Linked DNA regions of Homo sapiens: region 1 is linked to region 2. Evidence: read pairs that join two places in POLR2A ChIA-PET (ENCODE). Cell type or tissue: A673. All regions are shown on one strand. Region 1 overlaps INTS3 (integrator complex subunit 3). Region 2 overlaps GATAD2B (GATA zinc finger domain containing 2B).

Region 1 (8,000 bases), 53 kb after region 2:
GAGTCAGCTGGGCCAGCTTGCTGCTAGAGCTCCTCAGGCTGTGCAGGAATCACCAGAGCCAGAGTCTGAGTGTGGGAGGGTTCCAGAGTGCGAGACACCCTCCACCCGCCAGGGCCCCCTTAAGACAGAGGCAGCCTACATGGGGAACAGGATAGGCAGCCTGGGAGGGCTGGGGTTGGGTGAGAAAGGTGTGCCTAGAACAGGGGATCCTGGCCACAGGGGCACTGGAAGATGGGGAGAAAGGGCCACGGTGGTCTCGCATGCCATGTGGCTTCGGACCACTAGATGTCGCCCACAAACCAGGCTGGGACAGCACTGACCCCCATCACCACCACCACCACCACCACCACCACCACCGACAGCAATCACTGCAGACCGCCATGGCCTGGAGGGTAGACAGGGACCGTGTCCCACCTCTGTCTCTTGCGAGGCAGGCTGTTGTTCTTGATGAGCAGGGACTTGATGTGCTCGGCCAGCAGCTCGTCATGTTTCATGCACCAGTGCCGCAGGATGCTGGTGGTGAACTGGTCGTCAGGATGGCAGGGCCGGCTCAGCACCATCTTCACCATCTCCTCGCTGGGCCTGGGGGAGGAAGGGGGCACTGGGTGCTGCTTGCACAGTGGCCGCAGGGCATGCTGGGTCTCTCCCACTTATTTCCCAAGCCCTGGCCTCCCCACCCACCCACTACTCTCACATCCCTCTCCCTCTTCTCCTTAGGCCAAGGAATGCCTGGTTTCATCCTCTGTGGAAGCCAGGAGAGAAGAAGTGAGATTCTTCACTTGCTGTGGTAGGAGAAGGCGTGTGCGTGTGTGTGTTGGGAAGGAGGACCCTCAGTTCTCCTCCTCCTCCCCTAGAACAGTCAGGGAGTGGGCCTGGGAGGCAGAAGCACAAGCATGTGGCATGCAGATGCTCCCCTACCCCTACCCTGCTAAAGCTGTGGGCCAACCTGGCTTCCAGCTGGAGGAAGGGGGCAGGAGAGGGTTGTGAAGTCACAGCCCCATACAGCCTCCAAGCTTCCCACTTCCTCTAGGACACTCTGTACCATTTATAGTCTCTCAGGCAAGAGAGCAGAAAGGGTGGAAGGAAGGCAGAAAGGTAGGAAGGATAAGATACACAGCTGCTGCCCCATTTATCGGGGGATGTTGCTAAAGGGCTTTGCGGGAAGAGGGGGCTGCCACCCTCTCCCTCTCTGCCCCACCCTGTCAAGGCACAGTAGGTCCAGCTGGCTCTGCTCTGCACAGGGTGAGGGAGAGGATGGTGCGTGACCCCTCTACCCTGACCCTCCCTCCTCTTGGATTAGCTGTGCGGTGGCCAGCAGGAGCATGGGGCGGTGGGGGGGGCGCGGCGGGGAGCAGGAGCCACCAGGGATTAGAACTGCTGTGGCAGCAGGAAACAGGGATGTCCGGTCCCCACCTCCCCACCTCCGAGGGCAGCTCCTGGTGGGCAGGGGGGTAAAGTCGAGAGGAAGCCCAGATCCCAGGGGAGCTGCTCATTTGTAAGTCACGTTGGGGGAAGGGCAGAATAAGCAGATGTTAACGACAGGAAAAAATATGGCAATAAGGAGGAGGACAGAAGCCCTTTAGACCACAGCAGCTCTTGGGATGTTAAAATTGAGGGCTAAAGAGCCCCAGAAGTGGAACTCACTTTTCTCTTCGGAGTTGAAGCAGTAGGCAGGACAGGGCCTCTGGGTGCTCTGTGAGGGAAGGGCAGAGGCTGTTCAGGGGGAAGGTATGATTCCAGGATGGAATCTGGGGACCTCTCTCATCCCCCAACAGCCACTGGAGGGAATAAGGACAGTCTTTGATGAGGAGCCAGGAAGAATCCCCTACCCCACTCCTATCAGTCCCTGAGCCACCTGAGCCCCAGCCCAGAGCCTGGCTCATGGTGGGCCCACAGGACTCACCTAAAGAACAAAAGTGGCTGACAGAGAGCCTGCCCTTGTGCACTTTGGTGGGAAGGAGGACAATGGATCTGGGCTCATCCTAGAAGCCTAGAGGCCTCAGCCTTGCCCTAACTGTATAGGAAGTGTCATATCTGATGTGCTCCCTACCCAAAAGCCTACTCACCCTTGTATTTGAGGTGCTGCAGGATGGGGATTATGGTCTCCAGGGGAATATTGTGGGCCAGAAAGAGCTGCCAGGCACAATACTGCTCAAAGGTCTCCCAGTCTAGGCTCTGAACTGGAAGAGACAAAAGAAACATCTCTCTCAAGAATGAACAAACGAACACACACACACACACACCCCCCCCACCCCCCCATCCACTGACTACCAGCACACACACACACACACACACACACACACACACACACACACACACCCCAATCCACTGACTACCAGCACCCCAAGCAGGGATGTTACAGAGGTAGGACAGATCCAGAAAGATACTGCCCCAGACCGCACCAGGGTGGAGTACAATTCTCTCCCCTTAACTTCCCAGCCCCAGAACCAGCTTTCCTGATAGTGTAAAATACACAGGACTGACACCCTGCCCTCCTCTCCTCTCCCAGGCACCTAAAGATTTGATCACTTACTGAGTATGTTGAGAACTGAGTCTTTTCGAAACATAACCAGGTTACCCATCATCACGTGGCAGACCAGCTCCTGGAGCTAAGGAGGTGGAGGAAGGAGGCAGAACCCATCAGCTCTGAAAGGGGCCAGGAAGCTAGTATGGAGGGGGACGCAGGAGGGCTCGTAAGGGAAAAAAAAAAATTAGAGGAAGTGAAGGCCCAGTTTAAAGGAATGGGAAGGAGATGGCACACAACGAATGCTGCCATCTCTGAAGGATGAAGGGGCTGATAAAGTAAGGCCTGAGTGGGAACCTTAGGACTATTTTGGGCAAAAATAGTTACAGCCTTGGTCTAAGCCTGAGGAGGAAAGGACCCTGAGAGGCTGGGCTCTGGATGTAGGTTGGGCAGGGTAAAGACAAAGGAAGGAGGATTCTTGGGTGCTAAGCTTCCTCTTTTATGAATGAGAACTAAGTGGAGAGGAGGAGAAATGGGATCCCAGTGCAGGCCTCAGAAGGACCCGAGCAAAGCTACAGCCTCTTGGGGACCTTATGCATGGTAAAAAGGTCAAGTAGAAATGGTCTGACCATTTTCATTCCGAGCCAAAGGAAAGGCCAGTTGAGAGCTAAAATCACAACCCCCTCAGCTTTTGCTGTGGAACAGGAGTGCCCAAAGAATATGGAGAATAAGGGGAACTCCAGGCAGGATTGGCCTAACCTCAGCCTGCCTTGCTTGTGTTCCACTTTTCCTTCCCAGGCCCCATGGCTGAAAGCGCACACCACTGTAGCCAGGAGGGAGGGTGCCTGGGAGGCATGGGCTCCCTGTCTGCAGGCCTGGAGGGAGAGCAGAGGCCCTATGTCCCTAATGCTGCCTCCCAGATCTTCTGGGGAGGTCAGAGCTCAATGTTCACCTGTGCAGAGTCAATAACAGCCACGATCATGTTCAGCAGCTCTCCGCTCCTCAAGGTTTCATCTGGAAACTAAATGGAAAAAGAGAGGGGAAGAGTCCTGGATGGGCTCCTCAGCTTTTATCCCATAGCCCACTCTCCTTCCTTATTACATCTCAAGGTTTGACTGGGTCAGCCAGACACAGGCCCTAAAATAAACCCCTAAACAGAGATCCAACAGCTATGATGCTGGAAGACTTCAAGAACTTGAAGCCCCCAAGTTTTGTTATTTATGTGTGCACACCATCAGGGGTGTGGGTTTTCTCTGATACTTCCCAAAGCATGTGTGTACAGAAAGGAATGGGGAACTACTAGAGATAAAGCCAGAGCTGAGAGGACTGGCCATGGTGGCTGATTCTGTGTGGGAGCAGTGGTAGAATAAATATTTGCATCCCTGGCAGCAAAGAAGTCCAACCTGTGCTGACCTTTGGCCAAAGAGGTGGTGTAGAGAGTTTATGTCTGGAGGTGTGTGGGGTAGGCAGGGCCTCATCTAGAGAAGGGGGAGGAAAGTACCCTGTGTCCAGGATCTGCACCCCTCCTCCCTCCAGTACTCGGCTGAGATCACAGTTCCTCCTGTCATGCCCTGGGTCCTTATTTCCCTCTTCCTGGGAACTTCTACCAAGAGGAGAAAGGGCCGATACCTGTTATGTCCCAGTTCCTAGAGTGTGAGTGAACCAGGGGAAATGAAAGTGAGTCTCCACTACAGAAGCCCTGGTCATCAGGAACTATCAGAGAGAATCCAAGCAAGGGTGAGCCATCAGAGGACAAGAGGGCCTGGGACATATGAACATGGATCTGGTTTGTGGGATCTGTCCTGGGTCCAGATGATGGGGCCCAATCTGAGAAGCCAAGTATATAGGCTCAGACCCCAACGCACATCAGTTACACCAAAGTATAGGAATTCAGGGAGTTTTAGAAATGTTTCAACCACTAATAAAGAGAAGTGGAAGGAGGGGACAGCTGTGAGTGTGGGAAGCAATGGCCCACCTAGGTTAGTGGGGATGAACAAAAGAGGGTTCAGGGTTGTGTGTACTCAGAGTGTTCACTGAGGTGTGTTCCTGTGAGCCCCCCGGCACAGATACGGATGCAGGCACTGACCTCTGTGTAGATGGAGGGCGTGAGGTGGCACAGGAGCCGCACATCGTCCTCCTGGCAGGCCTTCATGTCCATCATCAGGCAGGTGTGCAGATCGCCCAGCTGGGTAGCCTGGGCAAATGACTCGTACAGGTTCATCTTCCCTGCGGCGGCTTTGCTGCAAGACCAGCTGGGCCTGAGCCAGCAGCCTGACCCCAGTGCCCACCTTCAAGCATCCCCGAAGCAGGCTCCCGCTCTAAAACTGCTTTGCTGGCTCCAGATGCCCTGTGCTAATCTGCCTCATGTCCCTCCCAACTGCCTCCCACAGGGGCTTGATAACTCAGGGGAACCAGGGGATACTCTTCTTTCTGTCCATCCTTCCCCAGAGCTCAAAAGGGCTCCAACCACGATCAGTGAGTGAAGCTACTGCCGGATGAGAGTCAGGAACAGAAGAGGGAGGGCTCAGGTCAGGCTGGAGAAGGCTTTCTCTCTTGCTTTCTGGGCTCTAACCATGAGGGCAGTGACACCTCACAGCATATACAAACTTAGCTCAAAATGGCTTGTAGGCCTAAATGTAAGAATTAAAGCCACACAACTTGTAGAAGAGAAAACAGGAGTAAATCTTCATGACAACAAAAACACAAGTGGTAAAAGAAAAAAATAGACAAATTTAGCTTCATAAAAAGTTAGCACTTTTTGTTCAAAAGATGCTATCAAAAAAGTTAAAACTCGCAGAATGGAAGAAAAAATATTTGCAAATCATTATGTCTGAGACTTGCATCCAGAATATATAAAGAACACTTTTGGTATGCAACAAAATCTTAAAAACATTCTTGAAAGTTGGCCGGGTATGGTGGCTCATGCCTGTAATCCCAGCGCTTTGGGAGGCAGAGAAGGGCGGATCACCTGAGGTCAGAAGTTCAAGACCAGCCTGGCCAACCAGCCTGGCCAACATGGTGAAACCCTGTCTCTACTAAAAATACACACACAAAAAGTTAGCCGGGCGTGGTGGTGTGCGCCTGTAATTTCAGCTACTCAGCAGGCTGAGGCAGGAGAATTGCTGGAACCTAGCATGCGGAGGTTGCAGTGAGTGGAGCTCGCGCCACTGCACTCCAGTCTGGGCAGCAGAGCGAGACTCTGCCTCAAAAAAAAAAAAAAAAAAAATCTTAAAAGTCAATAATAAAAAGACAAATAACTCAATTAAAAATAGGAACATTTTTGAATAGATATTTCTCCAAAGAAAATATACAAATGGCTGGGCCCGGTGGCTCACGTCTATAATCCTAGTACTTTGAGAGGCCGAGGTGGGCAGATCACCTGAGGTCAGGAGTTCGAGACCAGCCTGGCCAACACAGTGAAACCCCATCTCTACAAAAAAATACAAAAATTAACTGGATGTGGTGGCGTGCACCTGTAGTCCCAGCTACTCGGGAGGCTAAGGCAGGAGAATTGCTTGAACCCAGGAGGCGGAGGTTGCAATGAGCTGCGATCATACCACTGTACTCCAGCCTGGGTGACAGAGCAAGAATCCATCTCAAAACAAACAAATAAACAAAACAAAAATTAGCTGGGCGTGAAGATCTGTGCCTGTAATCCCAGCTACTCGGGAGGCTGAGGCAGGAGAATCGCTTGAACCTGGGAAGCGGAGGTTGCAGTGAGCCAAGATCGCACCACTGTACTCCAGCCTGGGCGACACAGCGAGACTCTGTCTCAAAAAAAAAAAAAAAAAAAAAAAAGAGAAAGAAAAAAGCAAGTCACAAAAGATCACATACAGTTTGATTCCATTTATCTGAAAATGTCCAAAATAATCTATAGAGGCAGAAAGCAGATCAGTGGTTGCCAAGAGCTGGGTGAAGGGGAGAAAATGGCAAAGTGATTGCTAATGAGTATGAGATTTCTTTTTGGGGTGATAAAAATGTTCTTTCTAAATCAGATAGTAGTGATAGTTGTATAACTTTGTGAATATACTAAAAAATTATTGAGGCCGGGCACAGTGGCTCACACCTGTAATCCCAGCACTTTGGGAGGCCAAGGTGGGTGGATCACCTGAGGTCGGGAGTTCGAGACCAGCCTGACCAACACAGAGAAACCCTGTCTCTACTAAAAATACAAAACTTAGCTGGGCGTGGTGGTGGGTGCCTGTAGTCCTAGCTACTTGGGAGGCTGAGGTGGGAGAATTGCTTGAACCCGGGAGGTGGAAGTTGCAGTGAGCTGAGATTGTACCACTGCACTCCAGCCTGGGTGACTGAGTGAGACCCTGTCTCAAAAAATAAATAAATAAAAATTTAAATTAAAAAAAAGCCTTAGGAGTACACAAGGCTTACTCAGAGTAGGGGAAAAAAAAACCCAAAACCAATAACTGGGCGTGATGGCGCATGCCTGTATGTAATCCTAGCTACTCAGGAGGCTGAAGCAGGACCATCACTTGAGCCCAGGAGTTTGAGACCATCCTGGGCAACAAAGTAAGACCCTGTCTCTACAAAAAAATTTTAAAAAATTATCTGGGCATGGTAGTGCATGCCTGTGTAGTCCCAGCTACTCAGGATGCTGAGGGGGGAGGATGGCTTGAGCCCAGGAGTCTGAAGCTGCAGTGAGTGACATGCACTGAGCCGCAGTGTCATCAGGTGACAGAGTGAGATGCTGTCTCTTAAAAACAAACCAACTCAACCAAACAGACCCACAAAGAAGGCCCTGGTGATGACAGTCCAGGGTTGGGGAGTCAGCGTGTGGAAGAGAGGCTCTCCAGGATGTGTCCTGACACCATTTGAAACATGGGGACCATACCCACCTGGCCCTCAGGTAGTAGAGCAGGTGGTAGCCAATCTTGGGCTGCTTCTGATATAGCTCGGAGAGAAGGTCTAGAAGTAGAGAGAAGCTGCTGTTGTCTTCCTGCATCTGACATAGGTTCCTGGAGGTGGGGCATGGGAGGAGAGGAACAGAACTTTACCCAGGGCAGACTCTCCCATGGAGTTTCTCAGGTGGCATGGGCTGTCTGTGCCCACAGCATATGTCCTCCTCCCTGGAAAGCGAGTCCCATTACCCCAGGACAGGAGCACATGTGTGTGCTGTCAGGGAGGATGGAGGGTAGAACAGTATCTCCTATAGCTGCGTGCTTACCTAAATATTAGGTACAGAGGCTTTCCTACAGACTCCTCCAGGGACCTACAAGAAGAGGGTTATATTTGAGAATCCATGTGAGGGGGGCTGCTGGCACATACGGAGGACCAGCTGGAGGCTAGACACCAGCCTGCTCCTTCCCTACCCAAAAGGCAAACTTCCTGCTGCTCCGCAGGCTTGGTAACAGAGAAAACAGGTTCCTAACATGGGACCACGCTCTTGCCCTTTGGAGACAGGCTCCAGGCCAAGGTCCAATCACACCTAATTCAGCAGATTAGAGTTACTGGGCCCAGCAGCAAGGGCTGGAAGCATGAGGAGGTGTCAACCTCCCCAGTACGCACGGTGTTCAGCAGGTAG
Region 2 (8,000 bases):
GGTCTTGTCCCAGGATTATTTTTTAAAACCATGCTCCATAAGCAAACATTATTCTTGGTAGTAACATTAAAAACTCTTAGTAAGCGGTGGCTCACACCTGTAATCCCAGCACTTTGAGGCCGAGGCGGGTGGATCACCTGAGGTCAGGAGTTTGAGACCAGCCTGGCCAACATGGTGAAACCTTGTCTCTACTAAAAATATGAAAAAATTAGCCAGGTGTGGTGGCACACACCTGTGTTCCTAGCTACTTGAGAGGCTGAAGCGTGAGAATTGCTTGAACCCAGATGGTAGAGGTTGCAGTGAGCTGAGATCGTGCCACTGCACTCCAACCTGGGCAACAGAGTGAGACTCTTGTCTCCATTTTAAAAAAAAGCAAAAACAACCACAAAAAAACCTCTTAGGAAACCTCAGGCAGATTCCCTAGAGGTCCTGGAAGAGGAGAAAAATACTTGTAAGTTATAGGTAGTGCCAGCAGAATATTATATAAGTAGGTTCATTTTTAGATTGTTTGCAAGAAAAGGATATGGGTGAATGAGATCATGAACCTGAGCAACCTACTTGGCTTTTATAATCTCTCTTACCCTTCTGGAGCAAGTAACTTATCCCACTTCATTGGGGAGAAAGAGTTAAAGAAATGTTAGGTGGATTCTTCACATTCCAAATTGGAACTTTTAAATGCATTTTTCTTTCCTTTCCTTCTCTTTCCCTTTCCTGACAAGGTCTCACTCTGTTGCCCTGGCTGGAGTGCAGTGTGGCATGATGTCCGTTCACTGCAACCTCCACCTCCCAGGCTCAAGCAATCCTCGCTCCTTAGCCACCCAAGTAGCTGGGACTATAGGCGTGTGCCCCTGTACCCAGCTAATTGTTTTGTATTTTTAGTAGAGACGAGGTTTCGCTGTGTCACCCAGGCTGGTCTCTAACTCCTGGACTCAAGTGATCTGCCCGCCTTTGCCTCCTAAAGTGCTGGGAATACAGGCATGAGCCACCATGCCGGGCCCAACATTTTTCATAGAAACTTTGTTAACACTCTTTTTTTTTTTCCTGTTTTCAGTCCTGCTCCTGTAGACATTTTGATAAGATCTTATTAATGGTATTGGAATTGTATTATATTGCAGATAGATACAGTATATGTTAAAAAGTCAGACTTCCTGAAAACCCAACTTTTTTTTTTTTTTTTTTTTTTTTTAAAGGCAGAGTCTCGCTCTGTTGCCCAGGCTGGAGTAAAGTGGCGCAATCTTGGCTCGCTGCAACCTCCGTCTCCTGGGTTCAAGCGATTCTCCTGCCTCAGCCTCCTGAGTAGCTGGGACTACATGCTGGCTAATTTTTGTATTTTTAGTAGAGATGGGGTTTCGCCATGTTGGCCAGATGGTCTCGATCTGCTGACCTTGTGATTCACCCGCCTTGGCCTCCCAAAGTGCCGGGATTATGGGCGTGAGCCACCACACCTAGCCAAACCCAACAATTTTTTTAAAAATGTTATTTTGGGGTGATTTTTAAAAATCATTTAAAGAGATGAGGTGTTGCTGTGTTGCCCAGGCTGACGTACATTGGCTGTTCACAAGCACTGTCATAGTGCACTATTTCCTCAAATTCCTGGGCTCAAGCAGTCCTCCCCACTTGGCTTCCTGAGTAGCTGGGACTATTAGGCATGGGCCGCTGTACCCAACATGGGGTGATCTTTTGAAACACAATCCTCTGGAAGCTTGGGACTCCAGATATACTGACAGCTATTTCCACTTAGCCCCGAGATGTATAAGAATGAACAAAACTGCTGGGCACAGTGGCTCACGCCTGTAATCCCAGCACTTTGGGAGGCCGAGGCGGGAGGATCATCTGAGGTCAGGAGTTCGAGACCAGCCTGGCCAACATGGTGAAACCCTGTCTCTACTAAAAATACAAAAATTAGCCAGGCGTGGTGGCGGGTGCCTGTAATCCTAGCTACTTGGAAGGCTGAGGCAGGAGAATCGCTTGAACCCAGGAGGTAGAGTTGTAGTGAGCAGAGATTGCACCACTGCACTCCAGCCTGGGTGACAGACCAAGACCTTGTCTCAAAAAAAAAACAAACAAAAAAACAAAAAAAAAAAGCAAAACCGATAGATTCCCAGCAAGGAGAACCATAGTTTCTTTGATAGTGATAAAAAGAGGAAAGGGCTGGGTGCAGTGGTGCATGCCTGTATTCCCAGCACTTTGGGAGGCCAAAGTGGGAGAATTGCTTGAGGGCAAGAATTTGAGCTCTGTCTGGGCAACATAGTGGTACCTCATCTCTACCAAGAAAAAATGAAAGAATTTGAAAGCAGAAGGCAAGAGAAGTTCTTAACATAATAGCCATGTCATAATAGCCTAAATATCTTATTTTGCCATCAGTTGGGCAAGTTACGATACCTGTGAAATAAGGTATGTATGAAACCAACACTACTAATGTTTTAGAATTCTAGAGAGACACAGCAGTTGTCTGCTTAGTTGTTTTTACTACTGGGATAAGGATTAGGAGCTTTATAGCTTCTGAGAATATGCCAGACTAAGTCACAAGTGATGTCACACCAAGTGGGTCTTTTAATAATATCTCTCTAATAGGTAGGAGTTCATACTTAACTACCCCAAATATTGTAAATTATATATATGTTTAGGAAAAGAGCAAAATAATTTCTCTCTTGGAATGTTTAACAAATGAGGCCAGAATCCTAGTTCATTAGTTTTTTAAAATTAAGAAATGAGGCAGGGCATGGTGGCTCACGCCTGTAATCTCAGCACTTTGGGAGGCCAAGGCAGGAGAATCACTTGAGCCTAGAAGTTTAAGACCAGCCTTAGTAACATAAGGAGACCCCTTCTCTACAAAAAATTTAAAAACTAGCTACTCAGGAGGCTGAGGTGGGAGGATCGCTTGGGCCTAGGAGATTGAGACTGCAGTGAGCCACAAATGATTGCACCACTGCACTCCTTCCTGGGTGACAGAGTGAGACCCTGTCTCAAAAAACAAAAGAAAAAATAAATACAAGAAAAGAGGCTGGACGCGGTGGCTCATGCCTGTAATCCCAGCTCTTTGGGAGGCTGAGGCGGGCGGATCACGAGGTCAGGAGTTTGAGACCAGTCTGGCCAACATAGTGAAACCCCGTCTCTAAATACAAAAATTAGCCGGGTGTGGTGGCGGGCACATGTAATCCCAGCAACTCAGGAGGCAGGAGAATCACTTAAACCTGAGAGGAGGTTGCAGTGCGCCGAGATTGCACCATTGCCCTCCAGCCCCGGTGACAGTGCAAGACTCCGACTCAAAAGAAAAACAGAGAGGCTTTGGCTTTGCCTTATCTGTGCTATCTACCTAATACCGGTGTGTTTATATCTGGGAATAAAATAATCATTTAAAGTTGTTCTCAGATATAACTTCCTGATAAATGGCATACAGTTCCCAAATCTCCATCCAGTAATATCTCTGTCTTGGTACTGGGCAGTTCCTAAGCAGTTAAGTGGCACTCATTTGAGCAAGGAAGAATTCCTTACCTTAGAAATAATCTGTAATGTATATATCCAGCCAGGACCAGAATAGAAAGAGCTTCTAAATGAAAAATCTTCCAGATTCCAAAATTACCGGTGTTTTATTTTTTATTTATTTTTAATTTTTTTGAGACAGAGTTTTGCTCTGTCACCCAGGCTGGAGTGTAGTGGTGCAATCTCGGCTCATTGCAACCTCCACCTCCCAGGTTCATGTGATTCTTGTGCTTCAGCCTCCTGAGTAGCTGGGATTACAGGCGTATACTACCATGCCCGGCTAATTTTTGTATTTTTAGTAGAGACAGGGTTTCTCCACGTTGGCCAGGCTGGTCTCAAACTTTTGGCCTCAAGTGATCTGCCCACCCAAAATGACCCATGTTAATCATAGAGGGGGAGTATAAAGGAATATAGAAATGAGAAGTAAATCACGCTTTAAAAATGAATTCAGGCCGGGCACAGTCGCTCATGCCTGTAATCTCAACACTTTGGGAGGCCAAGGCAGGCAGATCACGAGGTCAGGAGTTTGAGACCAGCCTGGCCAAAACGGTGAAACCCCGTCTCTACTAAAAATACAAAAAAAAATTAGCCAGGCGCGGTGCCGGGTACCTGTAATCCCAGCTACTGAGGCTGAGGCAGGAGAATCACTTGAACCCAGGAGACGGAGGTTCCAGTGAGCCGAGATCGCGCCATTGCACTCCAGCCTGGGCGACAGAGCCAGAATCCATCTCAAAAAAAAGAATGCAGACACTTTATTCAGGCCTGTTACTCCTCATATTTGGGGTTAGAGAATGAAAGGCTCTTTTCTCCCTCTAGTGGCTTTTTCTGTATTTCTACCTTCTCAGCTTGCTGTGTCTGTGGCCAGCAATCTAGACAAATTTAATAGTTCACAAGATAGTCATTCTTACCTTTCTATCCTCCTATTCTATTTCCTTACCTAAGTTTGGTTGATTTTAGCAACTCAGATTTACCCTGTTAGGAAATTGCTTATTCCAGTGATCGGGGTTCCCTGTTCAAAAGTATCCATGTCCTGGCTGGGCATGGTGGCTCACACCTGTAATTCCAACACTTTGGGTGGCTGAGGCAGCAGGATCACTTGAACCCAGGAATTCAAGACTAGCCTGGGCAGCATAGCAAGACCCCCACCCCTTACAAAAAAATAAAAAATTAGCCAGGCACAGTGGTGTGCACCTGTAGTCCCAGCTACTCAGGAGGCTGAGGCGGGGGGAATCTCTTGGGGCCAGGAGTTTGAGAATGTAGCAAGCACCACTACACTCCAGCCTGGGCAATAGAGTGAGACCCTGTCTCAAAAAAAAAAAAAAAAAAAAAAAAAAAAAAAAATTCCATGTGCCAACAGCAACTAGGACAAGAAACCCTGAGAAGTGGACAGCTAGCGATCTGTGATCATTAAGGGTTTAAGTTGATTGTTTAAGGCCAAAGGGGAGGCCAAGGCGGGAGGGTCGCTTAAGACCAGCTTGGGCAACATAGTAAGACCCTGTCTCTACAAAAAGTACAAAAATTAGCCGGGCGTAGCGGCACATGCCTGTAGTCCCAGTTACTCAGGAGGCTGAGGTGGGAGGATCGCTTGAGCTCAGGAGGTCAAGGCTGCAGTGAGCTGTGATCGGGCCACTGGACTCCAGCCTGGGTGACAGAGTGAGACCCTGTCTCAAGAGGGAAAAAAAAAAGGACCAAAGAACAATTGCCCTCGACCTATATACTACCAACTACGCTGACAATCTCAAGGAAAGTAGGATCTGGGAATGTATCTTTGAAATTAGAGGAGAATTAGAAGATACAGTCACGGATTTGGGAACCTGAGGCAGTTAGAGTTTCCGGAATTCTTGTTACCTAGGTCTTAAGCAGTATGTGCCATTTTTTATCATCTTACACAAATAAGCATGATGCTTTTAAGGCTAACCCCAGAATGACCTAAATGAGAGTTATCTAGTAAATAGGATTAGGAGTAAGAGGAGTCAGTGCAGGAGATTTAGATTTCAAAGTAATTTCTAGACTCTTTTTGAGGTAAGATGCTGGATAAAACTCTGGTAAGTAGATGCAAGTTCAATATATTTGGTTCTGGAGGTTTAATCCTTTTCTGTAAGGCTGTAGACAATATTCTTGGCACTATTCCCTCAAATTATTAATACTTCCTTCTTTTGTGTACTCTTCAGTACCTACTCTTGACAGGATAGACTATTCTTTTTTTTTTTTTTTTTTGAGACGGGAACCTCGCTCTGTTGCCCAGGCTGGAGTGCAGTGGTGCAATCTTGGCTCACTGCAACCTCTGCCTCCCAGGTTCAAGAGATTCTCCTGCCTCAGCTTCCTGAGTAGCTGGGACTACAGGTGCGCGCCGCCATGCGCAGCTAATTTTTTATTTTTAGTAGAGACGGGGTTTCACCATGTCGGTCAGGCTGGTCTCGAACTCCTGACCCCAGGTGTTCCACCCGCCTCGGTCTCCCAAAGTGCTAGGATTACAGGAGTGAGCCACCGCACCCGGCCCCCCTTGGATTTTTTTAATTCAGCATAGAAGTTTTCTTAACTTTTGTTGGAAATAGCTTATTTTTTCCCTTTCTTGTCTAGTGAGCCAGAGCGAGGAAGGCTAACTCCCTCACCAGACATCATTGTTTTGTCTGACAATGAGGCTTCCAGTCCCCGTTCCAGTTCCAGAATGGAAGAAAGACTCAAAGCAGCCAACTTAGAGATGTTTAAGGTAAAAAGAAAGAAAAATTTCTTTCTTCTTGTTATGCTCCTTCTATTTTATTTAATTCCTCAAGAGATTTAGTTCTGTTTTTTGACTATTTACTCTTTGGATATAAATACCCATTGATGAAAACTTTATAGTAACTCTTGACTTCAAGGGCTTTCAAAAGGAACTATTAGAAGCAAGTGGAGACGACAGTTTGAAAAGCATATATGTAGGCCATTATACTCAGTGTTATTTATCTTTGGAAAATGAAAACAAAAGTTCATAATTAAGTCATATAAAGTAAACTCTTGGCTGTAAGGATACTTTCTGCACTCTAACCTAAGTAACTGAATATGAAGGGATTCCTAAGTTTTTATGTATATCTAGAGGAAATGTGGCTTTAAGAGATTTAGGAACATTATTTTAAAAGAAGACAATGTTTCTCTTTAGTCATTCTTCTTTTTGCCAGGAATCTGGCTGATTAGCATTTATACGTGGTCTGTCCTTTAATTCTGTAAGCATTTCTTTGAGTACCTACTGAATGCCAGGCACTGTGCCAGACTCCAGTGATACAAAGATAATCCTATTGCCACTTCTGCTTCTTGTGGAAGATGAAGGTTTCAGAGCTAAGAAGTAAAGATTGTCTCTTGCAGGAAGGAATTCTGGGTACCTTGCTGCCATAGCTGAAAGTCTTCTTGTTTCCTTAGGGGAAAGGCATTGAGGAGCGGCAGCAGCTTATCAAGCAGCTGAGGGATGAGCTACGATTGGAAGAAGCCCGACTGGTCCTGTTAAAGAAACTGAGACAGAGTCAGCTACAGAAAGAGAATGTGGTCCAGAAGGTAATGTGCCCTAGAAATAAGGGACTAAGGGAAAGGAAAGAAAAACTGGTTTGAGAGTAGGTTCCCCCAGGTAGGTTCAGTTGGGTGGCTCATTTCTTCTCTGGGTCCGTAGTTTTTTAGTCTGTAGTAGTAGTGATTTTTTTTTTAATCTTAGGCCTTAAGAAAACCTTGACTCCCAGCCAGGTGCGGTGGCTCACGCCTGTAACTCCAGCACTTTGGGAGGCCGAGGCGGGTGGATCACGAGGTCAGGAGATCGAGAGCATCCTGGCTAACATGGTGAAACCCCATCTCTACTAAAAATACAAAAAATTAGCCGGTCATGGTGGCGGGCGCCTGTAGTCCCAGCTACTCGGGAGGCTGAGGCAGGAGAATGGCGTGAACCCGGGAGGTGGAGCTTGCAGTGAGCCGAGATCAGGCCACTGCACTCCAGCCTGGGCGACAGAGCAAGACTCTGTCTCAAAAAAAAAAAAAAAAAAGAAAACCTTGACTCCCTTTTTCTGGTTTTTCCTCCTGATTGACAAGAACCTCACACTGACCAGGAATTTTTAAAGTCTAGAAATGTACCAAATTTCCACCTGTGATTATTGGCCACAGTCTTATTTTCTCTTCCCTCTCCCAGACTCCAGTTGTACAGAATGCAGCATCTATTGTTCAGCCATCTCCTGCCCATGTGGGACAGCAGGGCCTATCTAAGCTTCCCTCTCGGCCTGGGGCCCAAGGGGTTGAACCTCAAAATTTGAGAACATTACAGGTATGTGACCCATAGTGGGATCTTAGTGTTGGAGGGCCGTGTCTAATCCTGTCTCTGTTTTTGGGCTTTTGTGAAGATTATAGAAGAACCTGGCCATGATAGAGGTGTTATTACTACTGATTGTTCTGTTGGCCCATTATGGCATGATTTAGTCTTCAGTAGAAGGATGAGTAACTTTCATGTTTCCACTGTAGTTTTTCTTGTCTAGAGAATGCTTCCAGCTTCTCTAGAGAAGGGGTAG

What was found. ChIA-PET counts read pairs that join two places held together with the same protein. Peaks named below come from ENCODE experiments on the same cell type or tissue, not always from the same donor. Only the 100,000 strongest peaks of a DNase experiment are listed, where the experiment ranks them.
Region 1: POLR2A ChIA-PET joins it to region 2 with 11 read pairs; 4 of 35 experiments call an interaction of 5 or more read pairs at or near these places.

Annotation. Positions count from the first base shown.
Region 1 is chr1:153,764,378-153,772,377 of GRCh38, reverse strand. It overlaps INTS3 (integrator complex subunit 3), which reads right to left. Exons shown (of 30, transcript NM_023015.5): 19 at 7,644-7,688; 20 at 7,315-7,434; 21 at 4,551-4,704; 22 at 3,417-3,485; 23 at 2,534-2,609; 24 at 2,067-2,180; 25 at 1,645-1,693; 26 at 415-582; 27 at 1-38. Among named protein-coding and RNA genes, the nearest start is that of SLC27A3, 7.0 kb to the left of the region's middle. In A673, a CTCF peak has its summit at 277 (motif pointing right); no DNase peak of the experiment used is centred here; H3K27ac peaks cover 523 bases.
Region 2 is chr1:153,817,799-153,825,798 of GRCh38, reverse strand. It overlaps GATAD2B (GATA zinc finger domain containing 2B), which reads left to right. Exons shown (of 11, transcript NM_020699.4): 3 at 6,064-6,193; 4 at 6,877-7,008; 5 at 7,628-7,759. Among named protein-coding and RNA genes, the nearest start is that of SLC27A3, 46 kb to the right of the region's middle. In A673, a CTCF peak has its summit at 4,315 (motif pointing left); DNase peaks (open chromatin) are centred at 4,288 and 6,728.